Linked DNA regions of Mus musculus: region 2 is linked to region 1. A link is a contact called in ENCODE Hi-C data. All regions are on one chromosome and are shown on one strand. The core of a region is the stretch at or near the end of the contact, and the rest is flanking DNA. Distances in the headings are between cores, read along the strand shown. Region 1 has its middle 120 kb from the start of Gm31715. Region 2 has its middle 14 kb from the start of Zswim6.

Region 1 (4,231 bases), core at 1,180-3,679:
TTTGGCTCCTCAAGGGCTACCTTGCATGGTGCACTCGAAGTGATTTCAGTCTGCCTTCTCATCCAATCCTGGTTTCCACAGCACTAGTGACAATTAGCTGTGATTGCAATGGCAGCCATGCTGATGGAGACTCTGGGCTGTTTGGAGTTGGAGCTGAAATGACTATACTCATTTCTCCAAAGACCATGGACCTTCAGCGGGTAATGGCTTTTTATCATTAGATTCTGAGCTGAAATTCAGCTGATAAACTAAAGGTGAACTGTTCTATTCCCCATTACCCTGAAGCCCAGCATGGTAGTTCTTATTTGTGTCATGATCACTCCCAATACATTCTTTATCAAATTTATTACCACTTGAAGCTTAGAGGACTTCCTCAGTGCCAGCAACAGTTTTTTTAAAAGCCGAAGTAAGGTGTGTGTGCCTGTGCACATATGTGTGTGGTATGTTTATATGAATGCACCACATGTACATGAGGGTGCATATGCACATGTGCTCATGCATATGGAAGCCATAGGCTGATTTCTCAAGCTTTCTACACCTTAGGTTTTAAGACAAGCCATCTCACTGAGCTCAGGGTTTACTGTTTGACTACACGGACTGGTCAGTGAGTTCTGCAGATTCATCCGTGCTGCAGAAGGGTTATAAACATGGGCCATCATTCCTGGGCTTTTATTTAAGAGTTCCAGGGATCCCACCTCCAGTTCTCACGCTTGTACAAAAGATGTTTTTACCAAATGAGCTATCTCCTCATTCTAGGAGCAAATTTTGAAAACGAAAAGAAAAACTATAGAGAGGGTTATAACTTTAATTTTTTCAAAGCCTACTTTTAATGATGGTTCTTAATTGCTTTAACCTCCTTTCTAGCCAACCACCCACCATGGGTAGTGGAAAAGAAAGTTACTAGGATATGGGCGAAGTGGACCTGTTTAGAAATAGTTCTTTGGAGCAGATCCCATCTGTGGTGGCAGGAAATCAGCAGTTCAGTTCACAGGTCAGCAGTGGCAGCTTGATCCACTTGCAGACACTTCCTGGACCAGCGGTCCAGTTCAGTGGTGTTAGGATAGCAGTATGACCTAGGAGGAACAGGCAGGCCTCAGCTGAATCTGCATGACTCAGCAGGAGACATTGGGACCAGCAGGAACACTAGAAGTTCACTGCCATGCCTCTCTCAGCGAAGTAAAGATCAGTGAAGACGAGAGACCAAGAAGCATTGTACAGCAAGATCTACCAATAAGCCTCTCTCACAGTCCCTTGAGTCCTATTTATAATCCCTCCAAGCACCATGTGTCCTTAATGGGTCTTACCTCATCACATGTCTTGCCTCAGCATGTGTGTCTGTCTTAGCAAAACTCCACGAGAGTCTGTCTCAGCTGACATCACTTTGCCACTTGGCCCAAGTCCAAGGAAGCAGCAAGATGCTGCAAGCATACCACCAGTTTTGTTTTTGTTTTTGTGTGTTTCTCTCTATGGAGTCCCAACAAATGGAGCTCAACTATGCAATATAAGGTGGACCACTACATGCCTGTTGTTATCAAAGAATTCTTCATCATGTGTCTTTTCATGTGCTTGCTTTAGAAGAACATCCTTTCACCTGTTTCTGCTTCAGGAAAGCACACCTTCACATTTGCCCTAGCAGAACATCATCCAACACAACTGACTCTCCAAAGAACCCTTAAGTTTCCACTTTAGAGGGTACATTAGCTTACACTGTGTGTGTGTGTTTGTGTGTGTGTTTAACTGAGAAAGATAAAATTATGTATATGTCAGTTATAGCCAAAAAAAGTCAGGCATCTTGGCACAATATTTTCCACTATAGTACAGTTTATATAACTAAGAAGATTATAAAACTTTTATTTTGCATCTCAGCCACTTTTTCAGCAGTATATGTAAAGTAGAAGCATAAATATATTGTTTATTTAAACTAAGCCTTTGATTGTAGTTCAGAAGTTCAAAGATTACTATAGAAAGTTGGTAAGTGGATCCCTGGGGCAATAGGAAACAGGTTTTTAAATTTTATTTATTTTATTTTTTGGATCCCATAAGACTCATTTCCAAACCCTATGGGGTTTTATCAAGCTGAGCTTTGAGTATCCTGATCTTTTCAGACTCCAATTAACTTATGCTGTTCTTTGGGTTTTAATTCTGCCCTGCCTTGCTCATCTCCAGCGAGAAGAAAACTAACATTGGAAACATGGTTTAAGCAAAGTGGTGACTGGGAAATTTCTTTTTTCAAAGGGGGGAATTGGGTTCCCAAGGGAGAGAACAAACATCCTAAGCTACTTGGACTACTACAAACAGAATCTGTGATAATGTCAAGAAGCAGAATATGGGGCAACAAGAAAGGAGGACACCTACCCAAAGAAGCAGAGGCAGCGTCTGGCCAGCCCGCTGAAAGTGAGTACATTTATAGCTCTGGGAAGAGCTGGCAAAGATAGCTTTCCTTTCCTGTCCCTCAGCCTTTCTGCCCGGGTCCACAGCTTTGTTGCACTCATTCTGTTCCTGTCAGGCAATTCTGAAGCCATTGAAAGACGATTGGTTTTTGTTCCTGGCAACCCGTAGCCACAACCAGCAAATTTAAACTCCTGGCTAGCTTCAAAGAGCAAGAGAGAACAGGGGTATCCTGCGTCCATGTGGGAGGGAGGTGACTCTGAAGTTTTCATAGAGAAGATAACCATTGCACATGGGCAGGCCAAACAGGCCTTGGAAAAAGGCCTTAGACTTGAGTCAACCATGAGTAAGAGTCTATGAGCACAGTGACTACAGCTAGTTACACGCTTAGCAAGACTTAGACTAAACATTGTGGCCTGTGTGCTTTCTCTGGTGTTTATTATATCCCATTTGTAGAAGTATCCATAACATTTTTAGAATTTTTCTGTACATGCAAGTTTATAACATTTCATTTCTATGCATGCAAATGGCCAACGTGAATCAGTGCTTACCCTAATACCCATCACTGGACGAAGCACTTGTCTTCTCTTGGTTTAATTTTACAATTGTAGAAGAAAATGCCTCATTCCAATGCTTATTTGTTGAAATAGTGTAGAGTTCTGTCATTCAGCTGATGTGAAAACCAAGGATAACTTGCCTTGGGGGTTATGCAACTAATAAACTATGGCATAATTCCACTCAGAGGTATTTTTAGGTCCCAAAGCCACGTTCTAAATCCTTACCCAGTAGAATTCTGAGAGCAAAGTTTCAAGTCTAACTCTGCTAAGCCTCAGACTCCACAGTTGGTTTAATGAGAGGTTAGGATGCTATGACTGGCCAGTTCTGGGATGGTATGGTCTCTTGAATCAAAGCTTGCTAACTTGGCAGAAAAAAAAAAGGAGTGTTCCTGGGCCTCCTCCACCCTGGCAGCTCTGCTTAAAGACACAGGGCATGTAAGGTAGTTTTGCTCTTGATAAAATGAGCCCGAGATCTATAAGCTGGCCTCAGCCTTTTGGCGAAAACTCTGAATATATGGTAACCTATATCTATATTTTTCTTCAGATACAGTGAGTCTTAGAATGTCTACCTTCTTAGAAAAGAGTCTCTCTCTAGAGTTCACGTACCAGCAACTACCTCTTTTTTCTTTTCCTATTTTTGTTTTTGGTTCTGTGGCGGGGGCTTTTTGCCTTTTCTTAAAACAATAATTCTCATAAGAGATGTAAATACTCTTTTCCCTCAATAATCTTGAGGCATGGGTTCCAGGAAGCTCATGAATACCAAAACTCATGGATGCACATGTCCCTTAAGACATATCTGCATATAATCTACAAACATCATCCTATGTTCTTAAAACTATCTCTAGATTGCTGCTAATATAGATAGTTGGCATATGATTTTCTTTAGGAAATAATGACAATGATGAAAAGGGCTTGGACACGGTTCATCTAGACCTTTTTCTCTCAATATCTTTAGTCTGTGCTTAATGGACTACGCAGGTACAAAACCTGTAAATACTGAGGCCCACATCTGCATGCTGCTACCATTTCCTCATCTCTCTCTCTCTCTCTCTCTCTCTCTCTCTCTCTCTCTCTCTCTGTGTGTGTGTGTGTGTGGGGGGTATGTCACACATGTGAGAATAGCATCCATGTGAAGACCAAGAGTTGACATTGAGCATCCCCCTCAGTCGTTCTCTCCTTCATTCACTGAGGCAGAAACTCTCATTAAACCAGAAACTTGGGATTTGACTGGTCTAGCTACACCTCTAGCCAGCATATCTTGGGGAATCTCCTTACTTCTCCTAAGC
Region 2 (4,231 bases), core at 1,239-3,738, 570 kb before region 1:
TTCTGTACTTCCTGACCACTAAAAAGGCCTCCCTGCTTGTTAGAAGCTGGTGGGTTCAGGAAAGGAAAGGGTTGAAATTTGAATGGATACACTTTACTGTTTGGTTGCAGGGTGAAATTTGCAATCAAGTTTTTATTTTTCATTGATCTGGTAGGCTTTTATAGATCGATGGATGATTTTCATCGGAAATTACCTTGAGATAGGGAATGTGGAGGAAGGACCAAGTCCCAAAGCCCTGGGCAGCTCTAACTCTAAAGAAGCCTGTGCGGTGACTGTGCCTTGTGCCAGGGAAGGAAACAAGGTAATGGTGACTTTAATAGCCCACCTTCTAGGTCTAGGTGTTTTTAATGGGGATGAAAGGTGAGTGGTAACTTTTCTACAGCTGTCCCTGAAGCAAAATGGTAGAGTCGGGATGATTCTGTGTTATAAATATCAAACAGGAGCCTGGCACGGTGGCACACATTCTAAACCCTGGCACTTGGAAACCAGAGAATCTCCAAGTCCAAAGTCGTCCTTGGCCCCATCATGGCCAACCTGGGCTCTGTGAGATCCTGTCTCAAGAACACCCAGACCAAAGTAGAATAAAACAAAAACAAATAGCCATCGAAATGCCATGATTTCTAAAATGAAGATAATGGTCCTAAGTAGTTAATAGACAAACATGATGGAATTACAGATGACAGATCGATGGAGCTGATCACATGACCACAGGACAGATGATGCCTGCTGTTCAAAAAGGACATGTTCTTCCCTAGTTCACGGCCTGTATTGGTTACTTTCTATTGCTGTGATCAAATACCAGGACGAAGGCACTTGAAGGTGCTTTTATTTTGGCTTACAGTTCCAGAGGGAGAGGAATTCTTTGCCATCACAGCAGGGAAGTGAGCCAAGCAGGCAGACATGGTGCTGCAAACATCGGAGAGCCCACATTTCAAACTGCAAACCATGGGCAGAGAGAGGGAGCTGGGAATGGCAAATGACTTTTGAAACTCCAGAGCCCCCTCCCCCCAACTGACATACTTTCTCCAGCAAAGCCACACCTCTTAATCCTACCCAAACAGTACCACAAACTGGGCATCCGGTATTCAAATGCCTGAGACTATGGAAATGTGTCTGTTATTCAAAAGACCATGAGGCCAATGGTGCGATAGCCACACTCAACCAAAGAATTAACTAAATGCTCTGTCTCTTCCCTTTCAGAAGAGTAATTCCCTCTATCAATAGCTCTTCCATTATGACACCGGAGGATCCCAGGAAAGTCCAATCAAGATGTGTACCAGCTACAACATTGGCATCAAGTGGACACCACCGCTTTGCTATCTGTTTATCTCTTCTGGCAGTTCTGGTACCGCCCCTCCCTGCCCCCCCCAAGTCACGTTCTGCCTGTGGACACTCTTTCTACGACAGAAGCGGAGAGGGGAACTGCCTGGCACTGGTACCTTCTATTCCTTCCCCTCTTTTTTGACCTATTCCTAAAGGTATCTGAAGCAATCCCACAGAACCCTGAGACATCCTTTCTACCTGAAGCTAAGCTGAAGTCTGCCAGCCTGACTGTGGGGTCTGCTGGGAAGCCCTGGGCTGGCTGGGGTAGTGGATAATAATGTGTAATGTGCGATGCGACAGAGAACACACTTCACTGTCCATTCCCCTCCCCGACCCCGCCCTTCCTTGCTACTTCCCTTCCTCTTCCCGGTCCTTCCCGCTGCTGTTCTTGAGTGGCGGCTCCAACATTCTGAGGCACAGGTCTGACAGCCAAGTGAGAGGCTTGGCAAGGGAGACTTAAACTTTTCTTATGACTGAATTAAAAACTGGCAATAAAAAACGTTCCAGCTTGGTGATTATGCTGATAATTGAATGAGAAGTCTGTATGCGATGAAGCGTGACGTTCTTTAGCTCTGATTTTGATGTGGCACCTGAGTTCAGTCAGAACATGTGTTCTGAGAACTAAGCTTTGTACAGGAGTGTCCAGTTCTCACCATGGTCAAGGGCTCTCCTCACTCTCGTTCTTCATTCTACCCTGTCTATTTCAATCTTCCACTATCTAAAATGATCTAAATTTTTCTTTCAAGCTGATTATTTGTCTTTCATTAATTTCATAATTACCATGAAGGTCTTACCATACAGTCAGAGGCCCACCGGTTCCCTCGGTAGCGACCCTTGTCACTGTTCTTAAATGAATTCGTAAGACCTGTCTGATTTTTTTTTTTCAGGTTGGCTTTGTGGTGCAAGGTCTGTGAATGTTTAGTTGACAATACAAGTGTGCCTCTCTCGTTTCCTGTTTTCAAGCGCTGTGCTTAAGTTATTTGAAAGGGTGGAATATTTCAAATGACAATTCAGCAGTTTTACTGAGGAAGGCTGTAAAACACAATGAGCAAGGAGTTTTACTTCCCCCTTCAGATAGCTACTCCCCTCTTTTGAAATCACGATAGCCTCCAATCAGCAGGGATGACTTTAACTCACACTGTAACATTTGGAGCAGCTACTAGGCCATGGCTGGAGCTGGGGAGATCATGGTACTCTTGCACACTAGAGTTCCAGACGTCTTATTAGTACATGGAATGCGTCTGCCTGTGCTGATATTGTTCTATCTTGTTAAGCTCCCCCCCTCCCCTCCCTCCCCCCAGGCACAGCCTTCAGATTGGCTAAGGTATACAGTCGCTTGACCAATCAACTGAAACTTTTCTCCTGCCACCCTAGCAACACCTGACAATGGTCATTGACAAATGTTAAGAGGAAACCCCTGACAAAGCTAAACAGCCCTTGCAGATGGGTCCTGCCAAGGGCATACAAGGCTAGTGCTATCTACAGAGTACTTTGTATGCTCAGAGGAGTTAGTGGTTTCTGTCAGCACTGCTCCCTTGTAACCAAACCTCCACACCCACCAGGATGTTTTCAGTGGTTGGAGAAAGAGTTCTCGTAAGATTCTCACGCTCTGCTCTTGTGCTGTCCCTGATGCTAGTTTGTTTTTAAGAGCGAGGCAAGAGGTGCATTTTCTGAGGGTGGTAGGACACCTGGCTGCATCCCCAGTGGCATCTTTTCCAGCCTGCTAGCTACGTAACTACTGCTTCCCAGTGCTACTCTGAGTCCTGATGGTGTGATGGGTAGACTCATCTGCAGGCACATGGAGGCAACTCCTCTCAGGGTGCTATAGACCTCACTGGCTCGTCCCACTCTGTGAGGCTTGGTGACTGAGGGATCTGAAGGCAAGCCCAGCAGAAACTGGGCGGAGTGCTAAAAAGAGACAAAGAAAGGAAACCTGCCAGAAACGTGCACTGACAGTTCATAGGCAAATATGTTTCCTTCAAAAGACATAATAGCGGTGTCTCTGTGATGCCTTCCCAAAGTCTCCCTAAATGGTCACTTCAGTTAGTCTAGCCACTTTGAAAGCATATTCAAACCCTGTCTGAGAAATCCATTGTTACCCCTCAGCTGCTAATGAAGCTGAGAATGCCCAAACCGTGCAACACATACTCTAGATGAACTTTTTATGATTACCAATGATACACATTGGTAGTCCAACAAAGACAGACCTGAGGATACAAATGCAGACATTTTACACCCAGAGCTATAAAATGTGCACACAGCTAATTACAGAGACAAGCCTAGACAAGGAGAACAGAGTAGGAGAATGTGTGTATGTGTCTGTGTTCATGTATTCATGTGTGTGTCTATGTGTGTGTGTATGTGTGTCCATGTATCCATGTGTATGTCTGTGTGTGTGTGTGTGTGTGTGTGTGTGTGTGTGTGTGTAGTGTTGGGGCAGGGAAACCTTCAAGGGACACCAGGGAATAAACGAGTGTGAAATCCAAGATGGTATTAGTTTTTATTGTCATCTCTTCTCATCAGCACCACCCTCCGGTGCCTGCCCTGATGTTCATTTTCCATAGAGGGTTGGCACTATGTCAGCTTAAGGAATCCCTTGGGAGTCTAAACTGATAATGACTTCCAGTCTAAGCCCTTCAAGGAATATTGATGGTTTTCAATGGGGATTTACAAACGTGAAAAGAATCAAATCTCTAGTGGGTGGATTGTAAATTAGGAAATATCTTTAGTCTGAGAACTTGGCTCTGCTCAAATATACTTTTTAGGTTGAGGTCTCTTGTGAGTATTCTTTTTAGAAAAATATTCATTTATTTATTTTGTGTATATGTGTATCTGAAGGCATACCACATACATGCAAGAGTTCACAGAGGTCAGAAAAGGACATTGGATCCCATGGAATATAGGCAGT

What was found. Hi-C counts contacts between places; a loop is a spot of excess contacts on that map.
Region 2: a loop to region 1 is called in a map of left cerebral cortex, with 3 times the contacts of the local background. The contact joins two enhancer-like sites. A Hi-C loop is called at or near these places in 4 of 37 maps with a recorded cell type or tissue (Patski and left cerebral cortex).

The regions. Positions count from the first base shown.
Region 1 is chr13:107,327,720-107,331,950 of GRCm38, reverse strand. No RefSeq gene overlaps it. Among named protein-coding and RNA genes, the nearest start is that of Gm31715, 120 kb to the right of the region's middle. Within about 2 kb of position 2,429, at least 1 of the 3 ENCODE cell types and tissues checked has a DNase peak (open chromatin) inside an H3K27ac peak, as active enhancers do.
Region 2 is chr13:107,901,893-107,906,123 of GRCm38, reverse strand. No RefSeq gene overlaps it. Among named protein-coding and RNA genes, the nearest start is that of Zswim6, 14 kb to the right of the region's middle. Within about 2 kb of position 2,488, at least 1 of the 3 ENCODE cell types and tissues checked has a DNase peak (open chromatin) inside an H3K27ac peak, as active enhancers do.